Linked DNA regions of Homo sapiens: region 1 is linked to region 2. A link is a loop called in an ENCODE intact Hi-C map of the cell type or tissue named here. Cell type or tissue: mammary epithelial cell. All regions are shown on one strand. Each heading gives the region's core, and the rest is flanking DNA. Links, peaks and the distances in the headings are about the cores only.

Region 1 (8,312 bases), core at 32-8,031, 1.3 Mb after region 2:
TTCATATGAAATCAAATAAGAGCCCAAATAGCCAAGACAATTCTAAGCAAAAAGAACAAAGCTGGGCCCATCATGCTGCCTGAATTTAAACTATACTAAAAGGCAACAATAACCAAAACAACATGGTACTGGTATAACAACAGATACGTAGACTAATGGAACAGAATAGAGAACTCAGAAGTAAGACTGCACAACTACAGATATTAGATCTTTGACAAACCTTACAAAAAAAAGCTATGGGGAAAAGATTCTCTATTTCATAAGCGGTGCTGGGAGAACTGGCCTGCCATATGCATAAAACTGAAAGTCAACCCCTTCCTTAAACCAAATACAAAAATTAACTCAAGATTGATTAAAGCCTTAAATGTAAAACCCCAAACTATGAAAACTCTAGAAGAAAACCTAGGCAATACCATTTAGGATATTTTCATGAGCAAGTATTTTATGACAAAAACCCAAAAAGCAATTGCAACAAAAGCAAAAATTGACACATGGAATCTAATTCAACTACAGAGCTTGTGCCCATCAAAAGAAGCTATCATCAGCGTGAACAGACAACCTATAGAATGGGAGAAAATTTTTGCAACCTATCCATCTGACAAAGGTCTAATATCCAGAGTCTACAAGGAACTTAAACCAATTTACAAGAAAAAAACAAACAACTGCATTAAGAAGTGAGCAAAGGACATGAACAGACAATTCTCAAAAAAAGGCATACATGTGGCCAACAAACAGATGAAAAAAAGCTCAACATCTCTGATCATTAGGTAAATGCAAATCAAAACTACAGTGATATACCATCTCACACCAGTCAGAATGGCTATTTCTGAAAAGTCAAAAACAACAGATTCTGGCAAGCTTTCAGAGAAAATGAAATGCTTTAACACTGTTGGTGGGAGTGTAAATTAATTCAACCATTGTGGAAGACACTGTGGCAATTCCTCAAAGACCTAAAGGCAGAAATACCATTTGACCTAGCAATACTATTATGGGCATATACTCACAGGAATATAAATAATTCTATTATAAAGATACATGCAAGTGTATATTCATGCAGTGCTATTCACAATAGCAAAGACATGGAATAAACCTAAATGCCCATAAATGATAGACTGGATATAGAAAATGTGGTACATATACATCATGGAATACTATGTGGCCATAAAAAGGAACGAGATCATGTCCTTTGCAGAGACATGGATGGAGTTGGAAGCCATTATCCTCAGCAAACTAATGCAGAAACAGATAAACACCATATGTTCTAATAATTGGGAGGTGAATGATAAAAACACATGGACGCATTGGAGGTAACAACACACACTGAGGCTTGTTGGAGTCCATGGGGGAGGGTTAGCATCAGGAAGAATAGCTAATGGATGTTGGGCTATCACCTAGGTGATAGGATGATCTGTGCAGCAAACGAATATGGCAAACATTTACCTATGTAACAAACCCGCACATCCTGCACGTGTACCCCCGAATTTAAAACAAAAGTTAAAGAAATATATAAATTATATAGACCTGTAGGTATTTTTCTGTAACCCCAATGATCAGATAAAGCAAGGACACAGTTTAAGTTCAAAAGTATAGAGCAAAAATTTGGATATTACTATATAGCACAGAAAAAATTTTCAATATTCTTGTTTCTAGTCTTCTTCCTCTCTCTACTAATAGCATTATATTGAGCAAAACCCATGCAGGAAAATTTTGAACAAACACTTCATAAAGGGAGATACTCAAATGGCCAATAAGCACATGAAAAATTTGATCAATATCATTAGTTACCAGAGATGAAAAGCTAAAACCATAATGATTTAACATTACACACAACCTGAATGATAATTTTAAAATATTGACGACACTGAATTGTGTTTGTAGAGCAACTGAAACACTCACAAACTGCTGATAGAAGCATATATCTACTTTGAAAATCAGTTTGATACCTTCTTCAAACTATGATACATGAGTTTTATTTATCAAAGATAAATAAAAACATGACCACAGAAAGCCTTAGACAAAGAATTTTCATAGTAGCTTTATTTGTAGCAAGCAAAATCTGCAAATACCCAACAATAGCTATTCATCATCAGGGAAACTGATAAACTATGACATATTTATAAAATATAATTTTACTAAGGAACAGAAAGGAAGAAACTATTGATCTGTGTAAAAATACAGATGCCAGGATTTTGCTGAGAGTCATTTTGGTGAAAAATAGAACAAAATATACTGTCTGATTCTATTTATAAGAAGCTCTGGATTAGACAATAGAAATCTATGATGATAGGAAAAATATCTGAGAGCAGGAAGTATGGAAACTTGACTGGAAGCTGCATAAGGAAACAATAAAAATTCTACATTTTGATAAGGGTGTGATTATATGGCCTTATTAATTTTTTAAAACCCACTGAACTATAGAATTATCTATGTATTTTATCATATTTATATATCAATAAGATGAATTACTGAAAAAACCCGCAAGTCAGCAGCTTAAAATATACATCATTTTTAATTAAAATAAACAAATTGAACTACTATTAGATTCGGTTTGGGCTCTAAATTGATATTAATCCTTGGAGACTTTCTTGGCCATTATTAAATTGACTAGCATGGTTGTAACTATGAATTGTGAGTCCACATTGCTTTCTCATCCCTTATAGGTGGCATCACTTCTTCATCCCTTTTAAGAGCCATCATTTCTTAAAAGGAAGTCCTCCAATAAACAGGATAAGGGAGTAGACATTCTCCATGTTCACAAATACATCAGCACAAATCCAATTTCATTAACCTTATCCTTTTCTGTATTCAGAATGTTCAAGCAATTAAATATTGAAAATATTTATAAACGATGATTTATTTGAACGATTGCAATGACAGGGTTAGTTAGACAAGCTATGAGGTGTCATTTCTATTTAAAGCCTGTCCATGATGTTATAAGATTATGTACCCATCAGTCCACCAAGTTTTCTGTAGTATAATCAACAAGTAATTTATAATATATCTTATAATTTATTTTATCAGTGTATTTTATTTTTCTCCAACTTTATATGATAATTATATCATTCCCTTAAATATTATTTTATAACTATTAAACTTACATATCACCTAAAAGGGATAGAATGTTATAGACATCAGGTTATTCGGTAATTATTAAATGTGTCAGTTTAAATGTAAGTGGTTAGTTCATAAAAACATACATATGTAGCAGTCTGATTACTGAGAGATATAATTATTATATTTTATATACGTGTAGGAAATGTTAATCCAGAAAGTGTGGTTTTTAAAATGATACCTGGGAGCCAAGAACTGGGTTTTAGATTTTGTTATATGGAAGATAAACTTAAAGATGAAAATCTGCTATATTTCAAGTGATGCATAAGGCCACTTCCAAATTGCAAATTAAAAATGGCATCAGAAAGCAACTCCCTGAAGCAAAATGATCTGAAATCCATGATAGCAAAAGTAACAGGTTTCTTCTGTCTGTCAGTAAATTCATAACAAAGGCATGGGAAGGCAAACTAATCACAGCAGAGCTAAACTACAGGATAATTTGTTCTTACAGGAACTTGATTTAACATTTTACCATTTTCCAAAGAGCATGATTCAGAATGGTCATATTTCAAGTTCTAGGAGAGTCCATGAGGTATCTTTATCTCTTAACACATACAATGATATACATTCTTTCTTTGTCATTATTATTTTTGTTTCTAGCTAGAAATATAGTGTTTGTATCTAAAAGCTTCTATCAGTCCACAACATGTAAAGTAAAACTCTTACTTTTATCTGCTCTTAAGGTATTCCTGTTGGCAGTTGTAGTTTAACGTATGTTTCTAGTTTGTACTGGGAATTTTTAATAAAACATAAAATGATATTTCATACACATAAAATACATATGTATGTATGCTGATACAAGTACACATTAATATGTATATTTCAAAATATGTGTTGATTTGTACACTGAGGAGGGACCTATTTTTGTCTCTGCATGAAAAACATAATGATGTGCTTAAGGATTGTGGAAGAGGAGACTGGAGAGGAGCGGAGGGGAGGGGAGGGGAGAGGAGAGGAGGAGAGGAGAGGAGAGGAGAGGAGATTATTTATGAAGAGCCAAGATGCCTTCCTACAGGGCAAGAACAAAAACCTCATTACCTTTCTCCTGAAATTTGCATCTATTTAAACACCTGAGGGTCAACCGCAAAGCTCAGTAGAAAAAATGAGTCCCCTGACATAAAATCAAGATATAAAGATAAAAGAAATAAAACCCACGGACTTGTTCCTAAGAGACAGGCTAACAGTTGTGACTATAAATTTATATCTACAATGTGGTTGACACTGGAATCTAGCAGAGTCAAACCTTCCTGTGAGAATTTAGACTTAAATGTCATCTAGTTTGAAATGTAAGCCCAGGTTTTGTATAAAAGATTCTAGGCTGATCCTACCACTATATGGGTGGTAGGAAGAATTTTTTTCTTAAATTTTGCACTTTGAAACACTGTAAAGGTACTAAACATTTACAGTTGGAAAAAACTCAAACTCAAAATTTGAGTTGTTTTCCAAGCTCAAAGGTGGGACTAAGAGTGACTGATTTTGTGGATAAGACTCAGAATTCAGTTGTCTTCATGAATCATGATAGGAAGGGGAAAACCAGGAGGATAGGACAACATTATAGGATAAGTGAGACTGTGAATCAAGATGTGTAATTCTAGTTAAAAACAAAAACAAACAAAACCAACACAAAACCTGCAAACAAAAAAGCAAAAAAAAATGTGACTATCTTTTGGAGTGCAAACTGGCATAGTAGGATACATAATACTGATAAATTAACAGAAGCTTCCTAAATTCCTGAAGTATATATGCAATGCATATAATCTATCTTATCCAACAGGTGGCTCCAAAGACTCATTTGACTTTTCTTGTAATGCAAAAAAATCTGAGTATGGAGCATTGTAAACTTTAATATACTTGACAACCAAGCCCTGAGTTTAATAAAGGGCATGAGATAACCAAATAAAGAAAAGCTTCCTTTCTGGAATCAGATGCTGTTACTGGAGTGTGAGTGGCAATAATAATTATCACTAGTCAGCTGAAATCACAGAAGTTTATGTTCCACAATAATGCAAAATAAAGAAGAAGTTAAAGATGAGTTTTAAAAGTTAACCTCAAAGTCACTGGAGATGAATAAGCTGTTACACTTAATTAAAAAAAAAAAAAAAAACCCTTGCCATAAAGTGCCTATGTTCCTTTAGCTACATGATATGTGTGTTAATTAATAATCAAAGTTCAGCCTGAAGGAAATTTGGTACAGTAATTTGTTAAAGTAAAAGTGAATTTGAAATGTGCTATCAATTCTAATTGAGTTATAAAAAAAAATCCCCAGGAAGAAGATTTTTTTTAAATAGTTTTAAGTTAAAACAAAAAAAACTTTCAAAAAGGAAGTAACACTGACTGGGGAATAGTTTTATGAAACATATTCTAGAACTTTAGTTTTCTAAGATATTGTGATCAACATAAAACGATGTTTTTCAGGAAAATCATTATCAGTTAATGGCAGATAATGGCATAATGTAGGCTAAAATCAGGTGAAGAGTGATAGCATCAGGATTTACTCATCTGAACGGTTTCTCTTTCCCTCAAGGGTCAGATAAATTGGACTAACTTCTGAAACACAGTATTATCTGAAATGCTATCAGCAGTTACCTTTGTATAGATAATTCAACTGCATAAGAATTATTTTGTACTTATACTGTGTTCAGGATTATCTCAAGTGATATAATGAGGAGTAAAAAAAGTATACAATTTTGTCCATTCAAGAAGATTATATTCTTCTTGAGAAAAAGCAGCGTGCAAATATAAAGCCAGTAGCTAATGATAGAAAAATATGTCATGTTTCTAAATTGTTGGTTCAAATTGTTAGAGTAGGTTACAGTATTTGCTGCTCTCATTGTCAATAAGTAAGACAGACGTTGGTCTGAAAAAATGGAAATTATTCAAATGCTAGAAGAGTAGGGCATATGAGAAATAGTGGATAAAAACATTCATCACAAAGAAGAAAATGAATAAATTATGTAAAATAATTCCCCTGGCCTGATGAACTTCTTTCACTGGGAAAAATGAGAATGCACTTTTGAAAGGGAATTTTTTAAATTCTTTAAAAGCCAATTTCAGCAGCTTCTCCAATAGAGTAGCTTCTGAAAAAGTACATGGCCATAAAATAGGAGTAATTTAGGTATTTTCAACCTGTCTGGATATTACTTTAAAGCTAAAGATTCTGTATAGCTAGGTACCCTAATGAACCTTGTAATAATGAACCTATTCCTCTTTCTGTGCAATCCCTTCCCACATCAAATAGGGTTGACCTATATAACAAATAGAGCATTGCAAAAATGACAATGTGTGATTCTGAGACCAGGTAATCCAAGGCATTGTGGCTACTTTATGCTCTAAGGAATCACTCTCTGTGGGATATCATGAGGATACTCAAGCAGTCTTTTGGAAAGGCCCGTGTAATGTGAAAATGTCACTGTGTGTCAAGAGCCAGCAAGGAACTGGGCCTTCCTCTTAGCTATTTGTGAAAACCTTCTAGAGAATGGTTCTACAGTCTAGTCCAGACCTCAATTGACTGCAGCTCCAGTTGACATCTGTGCTACATCCTTATGAAAGAACCTGAGATAGAATCACCCAGCTAAGTCATTTCCAAGTACCGTACCCTCAGAAATTATGAAATAGTAAATGTGTAATTGTTTAAGTTGCTAGTTGTGGGTAATTTGTTATGCAGCAGTAGATAACAAATACAAAAGCCTTACTCTTAAGTAGTAGTGGTAAATGAATGCAAAAAGAAAATAAGAAACTTCCAACACTCTATGTTTAGTCTACTAAATATTCTAAATGCTTTCTGACAATCAAATAATTTTTCCTTATTAAAATATTGATTCTAAAGCCTGATGAATTTAGACATGTGAATACACATGTTAATTATACATCTTCTCTAATTAATACAAATATTTCCCCTGTATAGGTTCAATTAGGAGATTAAATATGGAGTTATTAAGAATTATCTATCATCAAAATTAAAGATGTCAATGAGCCATTATCAGTATGATCAGCATATTCCAAGAGCATCTGAGCGAGTCGTTTATACTATTTTGACTAAGTTAAACTTTGTTGATCTTAGGTAAATGATAACCTGATGTTCTAAAAATCTCTAATACTGAACTAGCTTCATTGTTACCTTTGGAAAAATATGACTCTTCTTTATTTTGAGACAGAGTAATGTGCTGCTTGAGCAGGTGTTGAATTCTGGAGGGGATGAAAATATGCTTAACTCAGAAATTATTTTACTTATTAAAATTCCCTTTCACTGACATTTATTGTAGTTTTGTCAGAATAACTTCAGTGCTGACAAGTTTTAAATAGCATGGAATCTGCTATTAGAGGATTTGGAAATTCTGAATAGAAAATTAAAACATTGCAAGTTTTACCAGGAGTTTTCATGTTTTACTTCAAAGTCTTATTCGTTTAATCAACCTGATTCTCACTTGTGAGGGAGTTGAGCTGCTTTCAATTTTACATTAGTTTTGATTATGTGCTTTCAAGCAGAAGGATGATAAGAAGAGCAATAAAATAATCTTCCTCAAGTTGTGAAAGAATGGCCATTCTTCTTGGCCTGCACAGGAAAGAACACATCTCCCTAGGATGGATTAAGAGAGCTTTCAGCACCTTTTTTGCTAGGTCACAGCTTCTCACATTCTATATCAAAATAGGTTTCATTGTTTTGTTTTTTTTTTTTAGTAACTTCAGTCATATTCTTCTAGGTTATTTCACTTCTTTTCATAAGAGAAATTGAAAGTATCTAATATTTAAGAATCCATAATAGTCTGCCTTCCAAATGAAAGAGTGAACTTAATGGTGAGAACTCATCCCATCTTTATCTAATCTGAAGCACCAAGAGGTTCTCAAAAACATGCCTGGTTGCATAAGAGTGCATAAATTTAACAATTGGTGCTCAAGTATAAATGGAAATATTTGGGCCTGTAACTATTTAGAGTCATGAAAATAATTGGTCTATGTGTGTTTAACATACTTTTAAATAAGACATGTATGCAAGTGGATGATGGCATACATGTAACTCCTTTGGAATTTCCTATACATTTCAAAATGTTCATTCAATTTATGTATGTAACATGGATAAATGCACATAAAAGAATGTAGATGTAATACAAATGTTTCTAATTGCTTTTATATAGATTTAAGGAATGAAAGCAATATTAAATTAATTATCAATAAAGTATATTCAAATTTTCTTTTTAAAACTG
Region 2 (8,312 bases), core at 12-8,011:
CCCTGTGACACACGATTTACCTATATAACTAATTTGCACATGTGCCTCTGAACCTACAATAAAGTTAAAGATACCTGTTTTATATACATTTTTGGATAGCTAATTAAAATACTCTTCTAATTTTGTGGTTTCTTCTCAATTTCACATCTGTATCGCCCCTTCAGAGACACCTCACATTCTTCTTGTTATCACAATTCTCTGCATTGTTTTTGCACATCCTCCACCATCTCTTTTACTGTGATTCTTTCTTTGTGTCTTAGTATCTTTCAGCCCTTCTCAGGCAGTTGGTGCAGCAAACGTCATGAATATCAGTGGCCCATATTCATTAATTTGGGACATCATTTCTTTTGTCTTTAAGATATTTCTATTGTGTTTTGTTGTTATTATGGTATCTTTATGTAATCACTATGCTACTGAAAGTAAGAGTTTAATTTGTTAAATGCTAGCTGGCTTTATTGTATATGAATGAATAGATTGAAAATATCATGTGTCTGGCTCCTTTCTTCCTTCACTTTTTCCTTCTTTCTCTTTCAATCCACAAACATTAAACCGTGCAGTTGTTAAAAAAACCAGATGCCAAAGCTAAACTGATAGTGTTTAAATCCAAACTGTGCTCCTAGTAACTGTGATCTTGGATAAATTCCTTAATTTCTCTGAGTCTCAATTTTCTCATGTATAAAATAAGAATAATTACAGCAGTTGTGGCAGCTAGAATAATGACTCCCTAAAGATGCTCATGTCCTAATCATCAGAACCTGTGTGCTACTTCACATGGCAGAAGGGATTTTGCAGATGTGACTAAGCATCATTAGAAAGGGAGGTAATCCTTAAAAGAGAAATAGAGAGGAAGGAGAGTCAGAGCAGAAGATGTAATGGAGGCAGATAACCAGAGTGATATAGCATGATAAATACGTGACCGGCTATGGATGACTTTGAAGATGGAGAAATTGAGCCTGAGCCAAAAATGTGGGTGGCTTCTGGAAGCTGGAAAAGGCAAGGAAATTGATGCTCCTTTCTTCCTTGCAGAAAAAACACAGCCATGCTGACACTTTGATTTTATCTCAGTGAGAGCCATTTTGGAATCCTGGCCTCTGGAAGTATAGGACAGTAAATCTGTGTTAAGCCACCAAGTGTGTAATAATTTGTCATAGCAGTAATAAATGACTGTTATAGTAGGACTTCTAGAAAATATGAGAGTTAATATTAGTAAAACAATTCAAAGAATATCTTGCTTATAATAAGCTATACAGATACGTTTTTGTAAAATACATAAGTAATATAACTAAAGAAATAAGTATTGAGAAGTATTGAGTGTCTTCTACAAGCACTTTACCCACAGGTAGACAGAAAATATGTATAAAGAATTGGCCCTCCACATATTGCGTGTGTGTGTGTGTGTGTGTGTGTGTGTGTGTGTGTAATAGCTCCTGAGGTACCGAGGGGTTTGGCACATCCGTGTACAAAATGACAGGCACATGCAGTAGGTACCATCTGTAGTTGCTTTAATGATGCTCTTCTAGTACTTTTAGATATAATTCTGTGAACATAATGCTCACCTCTGAATGGTTAAATACTGAGAAAGAAGAAAGCTTTCAGATCTTTCTATAAAACAGTACTTTCAGTTCAGAGAGCTGGTTTCAGTTCAAAAACCCCCAATTTAGTTTTAGAGAAAATCCCCAAAGTATCAGTGTACACAGAAGTGCTTGAATAGAAAAAAAGCCTTGACTTCTGAGAGGAAGTAAAAACTGCACTTGAATAATCACCAATCCTCTCAGAAAAGTCTGCAGAGAAAACCTGATGCAGCTGGCCCACTTAGGATCGACTTTTCAGGTGTTCTTCTTCAGTGAATAGGTTGCAGATGTCAGTATAATCACAGCAGATGGCTATCCCTCTTAGTTCTCAGAGAGCGGTGCTCTGAAACTCCCTCTCTGCCAGTTGGGCTGACTCAGTACTTTTGTGACTCCAATTACTATAGCCGTGCAATGCCAAACCACATGCCTGACTCTTGGGAGAGGAGCTGTTGTTCTCTTCCCTGACCTGCTTGAATGACAACCTAGAAACACAGACATGAAACATGCCTCAAGAGATACGAAAAAATTACTTCAAACACCCACAGCCCAGAAACAGATTAGGAAAAACTGCAGTTCTTGGGGGTTCCCTTTGGAGAGATGATCAAGGAGATTATCTCTATTCTCAGAATACATAGTATTTTTCAGGACATCAATAATTTAGGGAAACTGAAACCCTGCTAGATCATCATTATATATTTTTCAGAAAGATCTATCTATATGTTTTACTATAAGTACAGTTTGACTTCCAGAAAATAGAAAAAAAAATCTTCAGTTTTCCAGTACTAAAACTAAAGAAAAAAACTCAAAAAGTATTTTATTTGCATTTTAGAGAAAACCTGTGTGTATCACTAATTTATTAAGTATGTAATTTTTACTAAGCACTGTTCTACATGCATCATTTTAATCATCGTAACTTGCTCAAATATGTTGATTCAATGGTGTGTACCTCATAGATAGGAATTTCAAGATATATGTAAAAACTGTTTGAGGATAAACACAAGTCCAGATTTGTCTAACTCCAAAGCCTTTGCTAGTAGCAATTCAACAATTCTGTCTTTAAGAGCCTTTTCTGGGGACAGTATGATTATCCAAAAACACACAGGGCAAAATTTCAAATAGGAAGGAAAAATTCACACAAACACATACACCTATGTGTCTACTCCTAAGAGTCTGGTATTTCATATTTTCTCTGTGACCTTATCTGTTACATCTCTGGATATTGAACTTGACTGTGCACAGCTGCTTTACTAAATATTAAAAACCCAGAGGAAGCACAGAGAAGCTTGCACCACAGAGGGCCCAACAGTGCCTTTATCAGAAGGCCATAGTACTAAATCAATGTAACCAAAATGTACTTTCATCTCAAAGTGCTCAAATCAGAGAAGTTACTTGAAAAATGCAACACATTTATCTTCCAGACAACAGATTCCTGGTGGGTTACTCCTCCATTCTCCCTAATCTGTGTGATTTCAGTCCACCAGGGGGTGCCAGAGCAACAAGGAGAGCAGTGCAATTCCAAGGAAGGGGACATAGATTTTCTTCTAAATATGACTGATCCATGAAGAAAAGTGTCTCCTATTGGCAAATTCCTGATAAACTGATACTTTACAAAAGTCCATGGTTTTTATTTTAGTTAAGGGAAAATAAATCTATTTTATATATTCATGTGCTATTTATGTATATAGATAGTTCTACAACTTTGTTTATCTGTTAGAATATTTTTTCCTGCCAAATTTGTCAGACTTATTATCAAGAGGTAATTCATTTCGCTTTCTGCCTTTTTTTTTGCCGTTTAATATGGCTCCTAACAGAAAAGCAGAAAAGGTCTGCTAAAATGATGGGAGGCATATAGTAAAATTGGCTACATAACAATAGAGGTAGTGGTGTTTGGGGGAAAAAAAAGCGTTTTTAGAAAATATGTAAACTTCTTAGAACTCCACAAAGTAGATACTACTTATAATAGTATTGCTAAGAAATTTTATAAAGTGAAAGTTCTCATTTCATGTATCTCATTGCACCACTGATTTTTTAAATATGGTTTCTGTTTTTATCCTTTTTTGTGTATATTTGTGGAAGTGTACGTGTGTCACATGTCTGTCATATAATATATGTAGCATATATATTTTATAACAATAGATTTATACTATGCGTGTATGTATAATTTGCACAGTTTCTTTTTATTCACTTCATATATCATGAACATCTTTCTACATTAGGACATAAATAACAAGTTCGTTTTTTCCATAGCTTTATGAAGGGATAATTGACAAATAAAAATTTGTCAGACTGTACTACCCCACTTTAGGTTAATTGCAACTACTTCATGTTAATTCTTTTATTTTACCTGACTTTAGAGCAGTGGTCCCCAAACTTTAATCTGCATATGGATCACCTGGGTATCTTATAAAAATAATAAACTAGAGCTGTCTAATTTTACAGGTAAAGCTATGCCAAGAATTCACTGTTTTTATTATAATGCATTTGATTTTAGCACACTGGTGACAAATGGCTCAAAGAAGAAAAAAAATATATTGTAAAGAAACACACACAGCAAGCCTCAGGAAATGTATGATCCAGGGCAACTGTGAGGGGTTCAGCCTAAGAAATTCTTAGACCTTCACTGTGGTATTTTGTCACTAATCAGAACTTATTTACAATTTACTAAATCAGTATGCTTGTGCTATCCAGTTCAACATCCCAAATGAAGTAACTATATTGTTTGTTGACTGGCAATTAAATAATTTTCCATGGGCCAGATGGTCACATTTGAGACAATAAGCTATGATTATGGAAAGGGGGTTCACGAGGTATGACATTAATCTCAGATCCATTCTTTTAATCAAGCACACATAGGTTTCAATTCTTAAAGGATAAATTATGGGCAGAAGGAGCAAAACAAAATGCATTTCATATAAATTTTCTTCTTGTTGTTTTGTTTGGTTTTGTTTTGTTTTCTAGTAGCAACTTTGTTTAGCATTCCGTAGGTTGCTACAGTAAAAATGAGCATGGTGCAGATTGCTATGGCAGGAAACTACTATAAAGCAGACTAACCTGGCAGTGTGGTTTTGGGCACATGATCTCAGCTAAAACTATGGCACTGAGAGTCAATATGGAGCTGAAGTTAATTGAGAAGACTAGAATCCTTTTGGAGAAAATAGAGTAATCCCAAAATTCCTACAAGGTTTCCAGGTAGCTTCATGGGAATCTCATGATAAGATAAAAGAGAATAAATTATAGCACATTAAAACTTCCCCCCAAATTTTAGAGTTAACTAATCCACTTCATTGAGCCCTAAACTTATTATGTACTATTAGTTTTGAATTTCAACTTTTATTTTAGATATAAGGGCCACAGGTGTAGGTTTGTTACATAGGTATACTGCACCCAGGTAGTAAGAATAGTACTCAATAGGTAGCTTTTCAGCCCATGCCCCACATCATCCCTCCTGCCACTGGTGGTCCATAGTGTCTGTTGTTTCCAGGTTTATGTTCATATGTGCTCAATCTTTAGCTCCCACTTATAAGTGAGAACATGCAATATTTAGTTTTATGTTCCTGTGTTCACTTAAAATTATGGCCTTCAGCTCCATCCATGTTGCTGCAAAGGATACGATTTCATTCTTTTTTATGACTGAATAGTATTCCATTGTGTATAAATATCACATTTTCTTTATCCAACAGACCATTACTAGGCATCTAGGTTGATTCCATGTCTTTGCTATTGTGAATAGCACAGTAAGAAGCATATGAGTTCATGTGCCTTTTGGGTATAATGATCTATGTTCCTTTGGGTCAAATTGGTGGCTCTGTTTTAATTTTTTTGAGAAACCTCCTAACTGCTTTCCACAGTGGCTAAACTAATTTATACTCCCACAAACCATGTGTAAGTTTTCCTTTTCCTCTGCAGCCTCACCAGCATTTGTTGTTTTTTAACTTTTTAATAATAGCCATTTTGACTGGTGTGAGATAGTATCTCATTGTGCTTTTGATTTGCATTTCTCTGCTGATTATTGATGATGAGCATTTTTTTCATGTTTGTTGACCACTTGTAGGTCTTCTTTTAAGAAGTGTCTGTTCATGTCCTTTGCCCATTTTTTAAGTGAGGTTATTTGTTTTTTGCTTGTTCACTTAAGTTGCTTACAGATTCTGCCTATTAGATCTTTGTCAGATGCATATGTGGTGAGTATTTTGTCCTATTCTGTAAGTTGTCTGTTCACTCTCAGTTTCTTTTGCTGTGCAGAAGCCCTTTAGTTAGGTTTCAATTGTCAATTTTTGATTTTGTTGCAATTGTTTCTGGGGACTTAGCCAAAAATTCTTTCCCAAGGTTAATGTCCAGAATGGTATTTCCTAGGTAGGATTTTTGCATATGGTGAATGGTAGGGGTCCAGTTTCATTCTTCTGCATATGGCTAGGCCATTATCCCAACACCCCTGGGAAAGAGAGTCCTTTCCCCGTTGCTTGTTTTTCTCAGCCTTGTAGTTGATCAGATGGTTTTAAATGTGTGGCTTTATTTTTGAGATTTTTATTCTGTTTTGCTGGTCTGTGTGTCTGTTTTTATACCAGTACCATGCTGTTTTGGTTAATACAGCCTTATATTAAAGCTATATTAGTTTGAACATATAGTTTGAAATTGGGTAGTTTGATGCCTCTGGCTTTGTTCTTCTTGTTTACAGTTGCTTGGGCTATTTGACCTCATTTTTGGTCCCCTATGAATTTTAGAGTAGCTTTTTCTAATTCTGTGAAGAATGATTTTGGTAATTTGAAGGAATAATGTTAAATTTGTTTGTGGTGATTGTAATGAGATTGTGTTTTTTATTTAACTTTCAGCCTCGACATTGTTGGTGTATAAAAATGCTACTGATTTTTGTATGTTGATTTTGTATCCTGAAACTTTCCTGAATTCATTTTTTGGTTCCAGTAGCCTTTTGGTGGAGTCTTTATAGAGTTTTCTAGGTACAGACTCATCAGTGAAGAGAGATGGTTTGACTTCTTATTTTCCTATTTGTATGATTTTTATTTATTTCTCTTGATTGATTGCTCTGGCTGGGACTTCTGGTACTATGTTGAATAGGAATGGTGAGAGTGAGCATCCTTGTTTTGTTCTAGTTCTCAAGGGCAATGGTTTTAGCTTTTGCCCATGAAGTGTGACATTAGCTATTGGTTTGTCTAAGATTGTTCTTATTATTTTCAAGTATTTTCCCTCAGTGCCTATTGAGGGTTGTTGGGGTTCTTTGTGTTTTTTGTTTTTGTTTTTGTTGTTTTTTTGTTTGTTTGTTTTAAAAAAAAACCATGAAGGTATATTGGATTTTATAGAAGACTTTTTCTATGTCTATTTAGATGATCATACAGTTTTTGGTTTTGATTCTGTTTATATGGTGAGTCACATTTGTTGGTGTGCGCATGTCGAACTAGCCTCTCATTCCAGAAATAAAGCCTGCTTGATGGTGTTGGATAAGCTTTTTGATGTGCTATTAGATTAGATTCTGGTAGAATTCAACTTTGAATCTATCTGGTCAAGGTGGCTGAAGTGTGCTGGAGGTATGAGCAAAGCAGTCTGGTTCTTTGCCCCTTCCTAGTGGCAATGACAGAGGGCCTCTTGGTTGTTTCTTGGAAACTCTTCTCCAGAGAAATGCAGAGCCGTGGCTGGTCAGAGTGATAAGCCACGGTTAAGGCAGCTGCGCTGTGAGCCCAAACCAGGATACCCTGTCTGGTTAAAAGCAGGCGAGGTGAGGGCTGGAGAGGAAGACTGGCCTTCTCTCTGTAGGACAGTTTCAGTGTGTTGCAGGTGGATGAAAGCAATCAGTCTCTTTGTTCCCTGCCTAGCCTGGGGTGAGCAAGGGTGGATACCACAGAGGTGACAATGGCAGAGGGCCTGTAGATTGTCTCTGGGAGCTCCACCCCAGAGAAACGCAGAGCTGTCACCAATTGAAGTGATCAGGTGGGGGTGGGTCGACCGCACTGGAGACCCCAGCTGGGAGGCCCTGCCCTGTGAGGCACAGCAGGGGAAGGGATCCATGTGGAAAACAGTCTGCCCACCTTTTCATACTATAGCTGCAGGGTTTTGGAGGCCCGTGACGGTTCTCTGACTCTTTGTTACCTAGCCTGGGTGAGGGCAGCAGGGGTGGACACCACAGCAGCAGCAGTCATAGGAAGCCTGTGAGTTACCTGTGGGAGGTCTGTCCCAGAGAAATACAGGGCATGACCACCAGAGTGCTTAGACAGGGGTGGGTGGCTGTTCTGGGGGCCCAAGCCAGTGGGCCTTGCCTGTAAGGAGCAGGGGAAGTGGGGCCTCCAGCCTGTCAGCTCCTCAGCACCATGCATGTGGCCCTTATCCTAGGGGCATGTGAGAGAGACTGGCCTCGCTTGTTGGTAGAGCTATGGCAGCTGGAGCTGGGGTGCTCAGGGATCCAAGGCCCGTGGGGCTCCACATGGGCTTGAGCAACGGTTCTGCCTGGACTCTCCAGGCTGTTCTCCACATCAGTCTGGAGGGTGGGGTGGGATGGTGGGGTGATGGCAGTAGGGGTGTCAGAGGGATCTGGTTGCTAAGGTCCATGGCAGAAGTGTGGGTCCCAGGGGCTCTCGTTCACTCACTCTTTCCCCATGGTAGGGAACCACCCCTTGCTCTATGTCAATCTCCCATGGGCAGCGATCCTGCCCCCGCCATCTCTACTCTACTCTCAGTGGGTCACTCTTGCTTCTTGAATGGTTCACTTGAGCTAGTATTTACTTGCCCCTCAGTCTC

What was found. Hi-C counts contacts between places; a loop is a spot of excess contacts. Peaks named below come from ENCODE experiments on the same cell type or tissue, not always from the same donor. Only the 100,000 strongest peaks of a DNase experiment are listed, where the experiment ranks them.
Region 1: it touches region 2 in a loop (7-fold over the local background); 2 of 110 quality-filtered maps call a loop at or near these places.

Annotation. Positions count from the first base shown.
Region 1 is chr14:43,498,827-43,507,138 of GRCh38, forward strand. No RefSeq gene overlaps it. Among named protein-coding and RNA genes, the nearest start is that of LINC02307, 880 kb to the right of the region's middle. In mammary epithelial cell, for the core only: a CTCF peak has its summit at 4,904 (motif pointing right); no DNase peak of the experiment used is centred there.
Region 2 is chr14:42,221,433-42,229,744 of GRCh38, forward strand. No RefSeq gene overlaps it. Among named protein-coding and RNA genes, the nearest start is that of LRFN5, 620 kb to the left of the region's middle. In mammary epithelial cell, for the core only: a CTCF peak has its summit at 3,051 (motif pointing right); a DNase peak (open chromatin) is centred at 1,969; H3K27ac peaks cover 293 bases.